Linked DNA regions of Homo sapiens: region 1 is linked to region 2. Evidence: chromatin loops called from intact Hi-C (ENCODE). Cell type or tissue: HCT116. All regions are shown on one strand. Links, peaks and the distances in the headings refer to the core of each region. The heading gives the core; the rest is flanking DNA. Region 1 has its middle 34 kb from the start of TINCR. Region 2 has its middle 30 kb from the start of PTPRS.

Region 1 (6,333 bases), core at 934-5,933, 160 kb after region 2:
TTGAGACCTCAGTCTCCATAGCTCTAAAAGAGGGAATAGTTGTGTCTACTTTGCTTATTCAGTTTCATCATTCAAAATATTGACTGAGCCCCAAGGCCGGGCGCGGTGGCTCACTCCTGTAATCCCAGCACTTTGGGAGGCCAAGGAGGGCAATCACAAGGTCAGGAATTCGAGACCAGCCTGGCCAACATAGTGAAACCCCGTCTCTACTAAAAATACAAAAAATTAGCTGGGCCTGGTGGTGGGCGCCTGTAATCCCAGCTATTCAGGAGGCTGAGGCAGGAGAATGGCTTGAACCTGGGAGGCGGAGGTTGCAGTAAGCCGAGATCACAGTGTTGCACTCCAGCCTGGGCGACAGAATGAGACTCCGTCTCAAAAAAAAAATTGACTGAGCCCCTAATGAGTTCCAAGCATTGTTCCAGGCACTGAAGATGCAGCAGAGAACAAAACAGGCAGAAATTTCTGTCTTGGAAGCGCTGGCAGCCTAGTTGGGCAGACAGACAACGAGCAAATAAATCAAGAACATCTATAGGGTTTTAGGGTCGAGCACGGTGGCTCACGCCTGTAATCCCAGCACTTTGGGAGGCCGAGGTGGGCGGATCACTTGAGGTCAGGAGTTTGAGACCAGCCTGGCCAACATGGTGAAACCCCGTCTCTACTCAAAATATAAAATTAGCTGGGCATGGTGGTGGGCACCTATAATCCCAGCTACTTGGGAGGCTGAGGCAGGAGAATCGCTTGAACCCAGGAGGTGGAGGTTGCAGTGAGCCAAGACTGTGCCACCGCACTCCAGCCTGGGCAACAGAGCGAGACTCCATCTCAAAAATATATATATATATATACACACGTGTGTGTGTATATATATACACGTGTGTATATATATATATATATACACACGTGTATATATATATACACACATATATGTGTATATATATATACGTGTATATATATATACACGTGTATATATACATGTGTGTATGTGCGTATATATATACAGGTGTGTATATATATGTGTATATATGTATATATATGTATATATGTGTATATATGTATATATGTATACATATATGTATACACACACACACACACACACACACACACACACACATATATATATATATATACACTGAGCCCCTAATGAGTGCCAAGCATTGTTCTAGGCACTGAAGACGCACCAAAGAAGGCAGAAATTTCTTTTTTTTTTTTTTTTTGAGATGGAGTCTTGCTCTGTCACCCAGGCTAGAGTGCAGTTGTGCGATTTCAGTTCACTGCCAGCTCCGCCTCCCAGGTTCACGCCATTCTCCTGCCTCAGCCTCCTGAGTAGCTGGGACTACAGGCGCCTGCCATCATGTCTGGCTAATTTTTTGTATTTTTAGTAGAGACGGGGTTTCACCGTGTTAGCCAGAATGGTCTCGATCTCCTGACCTCGTGATCCGCCTGCCTTGGCCTCCCAAAGTGCTGGGATTACAGGCGTGAGCCACCACACCCGGCCAGCAGGCAGAAATTTCTGTCCTGGAAGTGCTGGCAGCCTAGTTGGGCAGACAGACAATGAGCAAATAAATCCAGAAAATCTGTAGGGTTTTAGAGCATGCTAAGTGCTGTGAAGAAAATCAGAGCATGGAAAGTATCAGGAAGGGACAAGAATTGGAAAGGGAGGGCAGGTTGCAATTTTTTTTTAAGAGATGGCGTCTCTCTCTGTTGCCCAGGATGGAGTTCAGTGGTGCAATCACAGCTCACTGCAGTCTTGATTTCCTGGGCTCAAGCCATCCTCCCACCTCAGACTCTTGAGTAGCTGGGACTACAGGCGCACGCCACCACACCTGGCTAATTTTTTTTTTGAGACGGAGTCTCACTCTGTCGCCCAAGCTGGAGTGCAGTGGCATGATCTCAACTCAGCGCAACCTCTGCCTCCCAGATTCAAGCAATTCTCCTGCCTCAGCCTCCTGAGCAGCTGGGATTTACAGGCACAATTTTTGTATTTTTAGTAGAGTCAGTGTTTTGTCATGTCGGCCAGGCTGGTCTTGAACTCCTGACCTCAAATGATCCACCTGCCTTGGCCTCCCAAAGTGCTGGGATTACAGACATGAGCCACCATGCCCGGCCTAATTTTTATTTTTTATTTTGTAGAGATAGAGTCTCACTATGTTGCCCAGGCTGGCCGCAAACTCCTGAACTCCAGTGATCCTCCCAGTTGCAATTTTAAACAGGGTCATCAGGGAGGCCCTACTGAGAAGAAGATTTAGACCAGAGACCTGAAGGAGAGGAAGAAGGGAACCAAAGAGAGATCTAGGGTAAAAGCATTCCTGGCAGGAAGAACAGCCTGTGCAAAGGCCCTGAGGCAGGACTATGCCTGGTGTGTTGGAGGAACAGTGAGGAGGCCCATGTGGCTGGGGCAGAGCCAAGCAAGAGGCAGAGGGGAAGGAGATGAGGTCAGGGAAATGATGGAGGGTAGATTGCGCAGGGCCTTGGAAATGACAAAGAAGACTTTGGCTTATGCCCTGAGATGGAAGCCTCACGTTCTCACTTTAGCATCTCCCTGAGGTAGTCACTAAAATGGTGAAGAGTGTCCACTCCTTTTTCCCAACCCATTCAATGGCAGAGATTGTGGGTTGGCCTCTAACATCCATTCCCCACTTTCTCCTTTACAAATGAAACCTGCCCAGCTAAAGACTGTGTTGCCCGGCCTCTCTTGCAGGTCAGTGTGACTGTCTGACATATTGTGAACAACGGGACAGAAGCAGGTGTAACCTCAGAAGAAAATAACAGGCCTTCTTCTTCCTCTTCCCCCACTGCCCCCCACCTGTGTCTGGAAGGTGGCCACCATCACAGGGGCCGGAGTAGCCACTGTGGTCCACAAGATAGAAGTTGGGGGCTGAGGAGGCAGAGCAACAAGACCGAAGGAGCCCTGGGTCCCTGGTGATTGTGGAGCCTCTGCTGCAGCCTGGGTTGATGCCCAGGTTATGAGGACAGGAGTGATGAGTGTCACCCTTGTTTAAGCCATGGTCTTATGGGTTTCTGGCAACATAGATCATGAATAATCAAAAGTTGTTGTTTTTTTTTTCGAGACGGAGTCTCACTCTGTCACCCAGGCTGGAGTGCAGTGGTGTGATCTCCACTCACTGCAAGCTCTGCCTCCTGGGTTCACACCAGTCTCCTGCCTCAGCCTCATGAGTAGCTTGGACTACAGGTGCCCACCACCACACCCGGCTAATTTTTGGTATTCTTTAGTAGAGATGGGGTTTCACCATGTTAGCCAGGATGGTCTTGATCTCCTGACCTCATGATCCACCCGCCTTGGCCTCCCAAAGTGCTGGGATTACAGGTGCGAGCCACTGCGCCCAGCTGAATAATCAAAAGTTTTGAGCACTCTCACTGCCCCTATTGCAGATTTCAGAGTTTTTGTTGTTGTTGTTGTTTTGGAGACAGGGTCTTGCTCTGTTGCCAGGCTGGAGTGCGGTGGTTCCATCACAAGCTCACTGCAGCCTCGACCTCACAGGCTCAAGTGATCCTCCCACTCAGCCTTCTGAGTAGCTGGGATTACAGGTTTGAGCCACCTTTGATTTTTTTTTGTGGAGATGGGGTGTCGTTCTGTTACCCAGGCTGGAGTGCAGTGGTGCCATCATAGCTCACTGCAGCCTTGACCTCCCAGGCTTAAGTGATTCCCCAACCTCCACCTCCTGAGTAGCTGGGACTACAGGCATGCACCACCACACCTGGCTAATTTTTAAATTTTTTGAAGCAGTTAGCGGGGGGTCTCACTGTGTTGCCCAGGCTGATCCTGAACTCCTGGACTCAAGCGATCCTCCCGCCTCACCCTCCCAAAGTGATGCGAATACAGGCATGAACCACCATGCCCAGCCTTCCAGACTTTTGCTCTTCCGTGCTAACACTCCCCTGATGCAAAACGCCCATCCTCTCTCCTCTCCTCCTCCCAATCTTCCTTTGGCTCTTGGCCTCGTTCCTCCAACCTTGCTGCAACCAAGCTGTACCATGCTACAAGCTCCACCTTGTGGCCAGCCTGGTAACTGACCTTGGCTCTCCTCTTCCTGATGCTGTCCACTTAGTTTTTTTCCAAGACTTAGTTTTATTCCAAGATATGTTCAGGGACATCCATCCTCCCCTACATTCCTTCATCTTCATATCTCCCTCCCTCTCTCTTCCAAATTTGCAGTTCCTCTAGAACCAAGCTGGGTCCTTTCAACCCCTATGTTGTGCATTTGTGGTGATTCTGTAAGGCAGAAAGGGGACCAGAGAGGGTGAATGGGCTGGCTGGGTCACACAGCCAAGCCATCCTCTCCAGAGGAAGCTGAAGAGTGAGCCTGGTCAAGAGAGGATACAGGCTGGGCATGGTGGTTCACATCTGTAATCCCAGCACTGTGAGAGGCCAAGGCAGGCGATTACTTGAGCCCAGGAGTTCGAGACCAGCCTAGGCAACATCATCTCTACAAAAGATAAAAAAATTAGCCAGGTATGGTGGCGGGTGCCTGTAATCCCAGCTACCTAGGAGGCTGAGGTGGGAGGATCGCTTGAGGCCAGGAAGTGGAGGCTGTGGTCAGCTAATATTGTGCCAGGTATATATATATACCTGGGCATGGTGGTGCACATCTGTAATCCCAGCAACTCTGGAGGCTGAGGCACAAGAATCGCTTGAACCTGGGAGGCAGAGGTTGCAGTGAACTGAGGTCACTCCACTGCCCTCTGGCCTGGGTGACAGAGCAAGACACTGTTTCAAAAAAAAAAAAAAAAAAAAAAAAAAAAAAAGAAGATTGATGACAGAGACCATGAACCTTCTGGTCTGAGGACACAGGACAGCGGGGACCCTCAGACACAGGGCCCCCCATTAGTCTTCCAGGAAATCCTTCTATCAAAGCTCAATGATCTCATTCCTTCCTTTGTTCCACAAACACTTATTGAGCAACTGCTGTGTACCAAGTCCTATTTGGGGTGCTGGAAGCAAAACACACTTGCCCTCTTCCTCCCAGGCTAGTGTGGGAAGCATGGGTGAGGTCAGACTGTGATGAAGGCACCCAGAGGAGGCCCCTGACCTGGGCCTTGGGCTTCCCAGAGGAGGTGACGTGGAGGCTGAGATGTGAAAGATGAAGAGGAGAAAGTAGCATGGTCCATGCTGAGGGAACGGCAGGAGCAGAGGCTCCGAGGTGGGGTGGGGTGGGTTTGAGCCCCTAAGAGGCAGCCAGTTGTAATAGAGGCCAACGGCCTGCAGAGCTGGGGGCGAGAGCAGGGCCTTGATCTCAAGGGCAATAGGGAGCCAAGGAAGGATTTAGAGCAAGGGAGGAGTGAGATTGGATTTGCCTTTGAGGAAGATTCCAAAGAGGAAGGACCGGAGGGCACAAGGCTTGAATTCAGGGCCCAGGACGGGGCTGTGCCTCCTTCACCACGTCCTCTGCTGCGCCCGGGCGCAAGGAGGAAGGAGAGCCGGGAGGGCGTACCTGGCAGCCAAAAGCCCAGCCGCTAATGAGCCCGGTGCGGCGCGAGCTATTTTTAGCAGCTGCTCCTCGGGACGCCTAATCGCTCCGGCCGGCTCCCGCCAGGCTGCCATGGAAACGCTCGCGCCACCGCCAGGAGCTCCCTCCCGGTCCCGGCCGGCGCTGCCCGCCCCTCAGCCCGGGGCCAGGATGATGCGTGCTGCCCCCCGCCAGGAAGGAGCCCTGCCTGCCTTCCCAGCACTGTCACTGCACGGCTGTGCGATCCCGGGACATCTCTGCCCCTCTCTGGGCCTTAGAGGGCAAGAGAGGTAAAGGCGCGCACTGGAGGCTGAGAAGCACGTTTGAATCTCCGCTGGGCCAACGACTTGGGGTGCAAGGTCAGGAGTGTCCCAGAATCTGAGCCCTCTTTTTGTCATCTGAAAAGCAAGCCCCCGCCTCATTTAACTGCGGAGAGCACCCGGCCCCGAGGAATAAGTGATTTCAGAATTCCAAACACTCATTAAACACCTACTGCATGCCAGCCATTGCCCTAAGCTCTTTTTTTTTTTTTTTTTTTTTTTGAGACGGAGTGGAGTCTTACTCTGTCGCCCACGCTGGAGTGCAGTGGGACAATGTCAGCTCACTGCAACCTCCACTTCCTGGGTTCAAGCGATTCTCCTGCCTCAACCTCCCAAGTACCTGGGATTATAGGCATGAGCCACCATGCCTGGCCTTTTTTCTTTTTTTTCTTTTTTTTTTTTTTAAGAGACAGGGTCTCGCTCTGGAGTGCAGTGGTGCAATTGTGACTCACTGCAGCGTCAGCCTCACAGGCTCAGGTGATCCTCCCACCTCACTCTCTGGAGTAGCTGGGCCCACAGGCATGCACCACCACACCCAACTAATTTTTGTA
Region 2 (6,333 bases), core at 468-5,467:
GGATGGATGGATAGGTAGGTGGATGAGTGGTTGGGTGGGTGGGTTATGGATGGATGATAGATGATAGATGGATGAATGGATGGATGAATGAGGGATAGATGGTTGGATAGATGGGTAGGTGGGTGAATGGTTGGATGGATGGGTTATGGAAGGATGATTGGCGATGTATGGATGAATGAGTAGATAAATGAATGAATGGATGGATGGGTTACGGATGAGTATAGATCATGGATGAGTGATAGATGAATATATGGATGAATGGATGGATTGATTCGTGGTTGGGTGGATGGGTTATGGTTGGATGATAGATGGTGGATAGACGGATGGATGAATGAATGATGGATCAATGAATGGGTAGGTAGGTATACAGATGGATGAAAGCATGGGTGAATGGATGAATGGATTGTTGGATAGATAAATGGGTAGCACTACTAACTGTAATGGCAACAGCCCAGTGATACCAGTTCTGCCTTACCAAGAAGAATATGTACTGAGCACATGACTTCACTAAATCCTCAGACTGACTGAGTGTGGGGTTGGCTGTGGCCCTGATGCTTTCACTCTACACTCGGGGTATCCGAGCTCTGATAACTGAATCCCTTCCTTAAAATCTTGGCGTTGTGGCCAGACACGGTGGCTCACGCCTGTAATCCCAGCACTTTGGGAGGCCGAGGCGGGCGGATCACGAGGTCAGGAGATCGAGACCATCCTGGCTAACACGGTGAAACCCCATCTCTACTAAAAATATGAAAACATTAGCTGGGCGTGGTGGCGGGCGCCTGTAGTCCCAGCTACCTGGGAGGCTGAGGCAGGAGAATGGCGTGAACCTGGGAGGCAGAGCTTGCAGTGAGCCGAGATCGTGCCACTGCACTCCAGCCTGGACAACAGAGCTAGACTCCGTCTCAAAAAAAAAAAAAAATCTCAGTGGTGGGCTCTTCCCAGTACTATTCTAAGATTTCCCTTGTCCAGGTGGCTTCCCAGTGTCCAAATCCAGTGATCACTTCTCAGCACCCATCCTCCTCATGCTCCTAGCAACATCTACCCTGGGTGGTCCCTCCTCCTGGGAGCATCATCTTCACGTGGCCCCCAGCGTCCCCACATTTGCCTGCATTCACCCTCCTCTCTGTTGGACTCTTCTCAGTCTCTCTGCAAGCTTCTCTCTGCAAGCTTCTCTCTTCTGCTCAGCTGCTAAACACAGGGTAGTCCTTGAGCATAGTCTCTGTCTCCTCTTCTCATTCATCCCCATGGACATGAATACATTCTAACACCATGGACTAACACCATGGACACGAATACATTCTAACACCATGGCTAGTAAAAGCTAGCTCTGGGCCAGGCGCGGTGGCCCACGCCTGTAATCCCAGTACCACGGACTGTCAGATTTATGCCTTCAGAAGGCATCTCTTCTGGGAACATCAGAATCTTATATCCAAATGGCCCGTCTGCATCTACATGTAGGTGCCCAAAAGGCAGCTCAAACTTAACAGGCCAAAGCCAAACCTTGGTCATCACCCCTCCCCATCCTGTGGCTCCTACCCCATCCTCTATCATCCATCCATAATATATCTACCCAACCATTCATTCACCCACTCATTCAACCATCCATTCATCCACTCATCCATCCCTCCATACACCCATCCATCCCTCCATACACCCATCCATCATCCATCTATTCATCCACCCATCCCCATCCATCCATTTATCCATCCATTATCTATTATCCATCCATGACCCATTAACCCAACCACTCACCCACCCACCTACCTATATATTCATCCATCCATCCATCCATCCATCCGTCACCCATTTATTCATCTATCCATCCATTCACTCATCCATCCATCACTTATTATCCATAACCGATCCACCCAACCACTCACTCATCCATCCATCCACCCATCCATCCATAATTTATTCATTCATTCATCATCTATATCCATCTATAACACATCAACCCGCTCACTTATCCATCCATCCATAATTCATTCATTCATCATCTATTATCCATCCGTAACACGTCCACCCACCCACTCTTCCATCCATCCATCCATCCATCCATCCATCCATCCTTATTCATCCATTTTCATCCTCCCCAAACTCATACTAATAGGTTGCACCTCTAACATCCAAGGGGCTCAAGTCAGAAACCCTGGAATCAATCTCAAGTCAACTCTTTTCCTCACATTTCACCATCAGTCCTTTAGAAAATCTTGTTGGCTCTGCCTTCAAATCTATTCACAACCTGCCTACTTCTCGCCCCTCTTTTACATCCCCAGGTCCAGCCCCATCATTGCCTGCCTGGACCAGTACAGTTGCTTCTGCCCTGGTCCTCACCTCCCCTGCTCACTAACCCATCAGACCGTTCCCCCCTCAGCAGCCAGAGGGCGCCTGTGAGCACCTGAGTCAGGTCCTGTCCCTCTTCTGCCCACAGCCCTCCATGGCTGTCACCTCCCTCAGAGTCAAAAAGCAAGTCCTCTCTGCGGCCCACAAGGCTCTGTGTGACCTGCCTTGACACCTCCTCCTCCGTCTCTTTCCCTTGCTCACTGTGCTCCAGCCACAGGGTTTTCCTCAATGTTTCTCCAACGCACCAGGTGGGGTCCTGCCTCAGGGCTTCCGCGTGGGCTGTGCCTTCTATCTCCCTCCCCCACCTCCACCTCCTTTGGTCTCTATTGAAATGGCGCTTCTCACAGAGACCTCCCCTGGCCACTTCCCCACATTTATCTCCGTCAGAGTCTGTTCTCCTTTACTGCTTGTTTCCAGCCCACCCCACCCCCCGCCCCTCACCCTTAGCTCTTACCACCATCTGACCCCCTGTATATTTTACTTGTGTGTGTGGTTTTCTTGTTTTTGTTTTTGTTTTTGAGACGGAGTCTCGCTCTGTCGCCCAGGCTGGAGTGCAGTGGCGCCATCTCGGCTCACTGCAAGCTCCGCCTCCCGGGTTCACGCCATTCTCCTGCCTCAGCCTCCCCAGTAGCTGGGACTACAGGCGCCCACCACCACGCCCGGCTAATTGTTCGCATTTTTAGTAGAGACGGGGTTTCACCGCGTTGGCCAGGTTGGTTTCAGTCTCCAGACCCCGTGATCCACCCGCCTCAGCCTCCCCAAGTGCTGGGATTACAAGTGTGAGCCACAGTGCCCGGCCACTTGTGTATTTTTGTCTTTTAGACAGAGTCTCCTCCTGTTGCCCAGGCTGAAGTGCAGTGGTGTCATCATAGCTCACTGCAGCCTCATACTCCTGGGCTCCAGCGATCCTCCCTCCTCAGCCTCCTAAGTACCTGGAACTATAGGCACACCACCATGCCCTGCTAATTTTTTTTTCAGAGATGGGATCTTGCTATGTTGCCCAGGCTGGTCTCAAACTCCTGGGCTCAAGTGATGCTCCTGCATCAGCCTCCCAAAGCATTGAGATCACATGAGTGAGCAGCTGTGCCCCACCTACTTGTGTGGGGGGGTTTTCTTTGTTAACATGTAACATCAGCTCTTCAAAACAGAGATCTTCATTCTGTCAAATTTGCTATTTCCTCTCAGTACCTAGAACAGTGTCTGACTCAGTTAATAGGTGTTGAATAATTAAATATCTAAAGTAAGCCCCAACCCATTCGTTGAGCACCCACTATTGCCAGATGCTGAAAAGCTTGTCCAGAAAAAGAGAAAGTGGCTAAACCCATGCAGAGACCACACCCCAAACCAGTTCAGAAAGGCGGATCACCTCCAAAATGTGGCAACAAGAAAGGAAGTCTGCCGGTTGCAGTGGCTCATGCCTGTAATCCCTGCGCTTTGGGAGGATGACACAGGAGGATCACTTGAGTCCAGGAGTTTGAGACCAGCCTGACCAACATAGCAAGACCCCATCTCTAAAAAAATTTTTAAAAATTAGCTGGGCATGGTGGTGCATACCTGTAATCCCAGCTGCTCGGGAGGCTGAGGTTGGAGGATCACTTGGGCCCAGGAGGTTGAGGCTGGAATGAGCTATGATCATACCACTACACTCCAGCCTAGGTGACAGAGTTAGACTCTGTTTCCAAAAAAAAAATCCCAAAAAACAAAAAAAGGAAGTCCTTTCCGTCTGGGCTTTCCTTGCCTCCTACTCTGAGCCACTAGTTTCTTCAGGCATCCTGAAGCGTGGACTTGCCTCCCGTTTGCTGCACACGGGCCCCCATCCCTGGCTCTGCTCCTTCTCTCACACCCTCAGTTCCCTAGTTTGAGGAAGTTTTTCTTCCGAGAACGTTCACGCAAGCCTTTCGCACCCTGGGCCAGCGACACGTGAGCCTAGAAAAAAGCTTAAAGGTCAATGTCTATAACTGAATTTTCCTCTATATAAAAATAGCATCTTTGTAATCGTTTAAATGGCTCTGAGGGAGGGAGAGAGGGAGCGAGAGAGAGAATGAGGGAGAGGACGAGAGGCACCGAGGGATGCTGTGTCTCCCAGCCAGCAGGTGCATGTGCGAGGGCATTTGTATGGATACGCGTGTGTGTACATGTGTCTATGTTTGTGTGTGCATGCACCTGTGCACATGAGCTCACGTTTGTGTGAATTGTGAGTATGCATATGTGCATTTCATGTGCATGTGCATGCATGTTCAAGTTTTGTGTGTGCATGTGTGCCTGTGTGCATGTGTGCCTGTCATTGTTCACGTGCATCTATGTGCACACATGTCTCTCTGTGTGTATGTCTGCCTACAGGCATGAGTATGTGAGCGTGCATCTGTGTGTGCAGGCATGTTCAATGCATGTGTGCACACATGTCTCTGTGTACACATGTGCCTAAGTGCGAGTGTGTGTATGTATACACATATGAGTCCATGTGTCCATGTTTGGGTGTGCATGTATATTTATGTTTGTGTGAATTGTGTGTGTGCATGCGTTCGTGAATATGCATGTGCGCACATGTGCTTATGTGCATCTGTGTGCATGTGTGGGTTTGCATGTATGTACATGTTTATGTGCTTGTGTGTCTCTTGTGTGTGCAGGTCTGCCTACATGCATGAGTGTGTGAGTGTGTATCTGTGTGTGCAGGCATGTTCAATGCATTGTGCACACATGTCTGTGAGCACATGTGCCTAAGTGCAAGCATATGCATGTATACACATGTGTGTCCATGTGTCCGTGCTTGTGTGTGCATGTATGTTCATGTTTGTGTGAATTGTGTGTGCATGCATTTGTGAATATGCATATGTGTGCATGTGTGCACATGTGCTTGTGTGCATGTGTGTGCCAGTTTGCATGTATGTGCATGTTCCTGTGCACATGCGTTCACATGTAATGATGTGCACATATGTCTCATGCGTGCATGTGTGTGCATGTATGTTCATATGAATGTGTGCACTCATGAGCATGTGCCACATGTCTCTGTGTGCATGTGTGCATGTATGCCTACCTGCATGTAGGCACCCGTGTTTGTGCATGAGTGTGTGCACAGGTTTGTTTTGTACACACTGTCTGGGACCTGCCTTAAGCTTCAGGTGTCCATTCCCCATTCCACCAGAGTGGCTGCCTACACTTGGAAAATGAACAGGATCTGGTCTCAAGCCTTCCTGAGCTCCAACCAGCCCTGCCTGAGCGACCTTGGGTGTATCATCTGTCCTGCTGAGCCTCACATTTTCCCCACGTAAACTGGCGTGTGGGGTGAGCACAGCCACAGAGAGCTCCTCTGGCTGAGTGCCGAGTCTGTGAGGAACCGGAGCTGGGGGTTCAGCTGCAGTTGGAGCTCGACCTGGATGAATGGATGGCACATGGAGGATGCTGGTGAGTGACCCAAGGAGGGGTGAGTGAGGTGGGTGTGGGCTTCTTCTCTGGGCCTCGGTTTCCCCTCCTTACCCTGGAGAGTTGGACTCAAGCCTCTCTTGATCCTTCTAGTGAAAAGATCCCACACTTGGCTGTATCGGGGTTCCTCCTTCTGTCCCGCATTCTCAAATCCCCCCACCTCATTCTTGAGTGTGGCCTGGGAGTGAATTGGAAAGGCTCTCTCTGGGCCTCAGTTTCCCCAGCCATAATAGAGAAAAGTCACTTAGATGGGTCCAGAGGACCATACCCCTCTAACATTCAGGAATGTCCTCATGGAAATACATTTCCTCCCTACTAACTTTCAACAGAGGAAAGTTTATCGTCATCTGACCTTGCCTTTTTGTTTCTGTTTTTGTTTTTTTGAGACAGGGTGTCACTCTGTTGCCCAGGCTGGAGTGCAGTGATGAGATCTGAGCCCATTGCAACCTCTGCCTCCTGGGTTAAGCGATCCTCCCACCTTTGCCTCCCAAGCAGCTGGATTACAGGCATGCACCACTACACTCATCTAATATTTGTATTTTTAGTACAGATGGGATTTCAGCATGTTGG

Evidence for each region. A loop is a pair of places that touch in the nucleus more often than their neighbours do. Peaks named below come from ENCODE experiments on the same cell type or tissue, not always from the same donor. Only the 100,000 strongest peaks of a DNase experiment are listed, where the experiment ranks them.
Region 1: a loop joins it to region 2, with 2.3 times the contacts of the local background. A loop is called at or near these places in 2 of 110 quality-filtered maps.

The regions. Positions count from the first base shown.
Region 1 is chr19:5,531,126-5,537,458 of GRCh38, forward strand. No RefSeq gene overlaps it. Among named protein-coding and RNA genes, the nearest start is that of TINCR, 34 kb to the right of the region's middle. RefSeq lists enhancers at 5,359-6,022, 6,023-6,333. In HCT116, for the core only: a CTCF peak has its summit at 4,005 (motif pointing left); DNase peaks (open chromatin) are centred at 4,036, 5,526 and 5,840; H3K4me3 peaks cover 1,001 bases; H3K27ac peaks cover 1,043 bases.
Region 2 is chr19:5,367,685-5,374,017 of GRCh38, forward strand. No RefSeq gene overlaps it. Among named protein-coding and RNA genes, the nearest start is that of PTPRS, 30 kb to the left of the region's middle. In HCT116, for the core only: a CTCF peak has its summit at 2,368; a DNase peak (open chromatin) is centred at 2,392.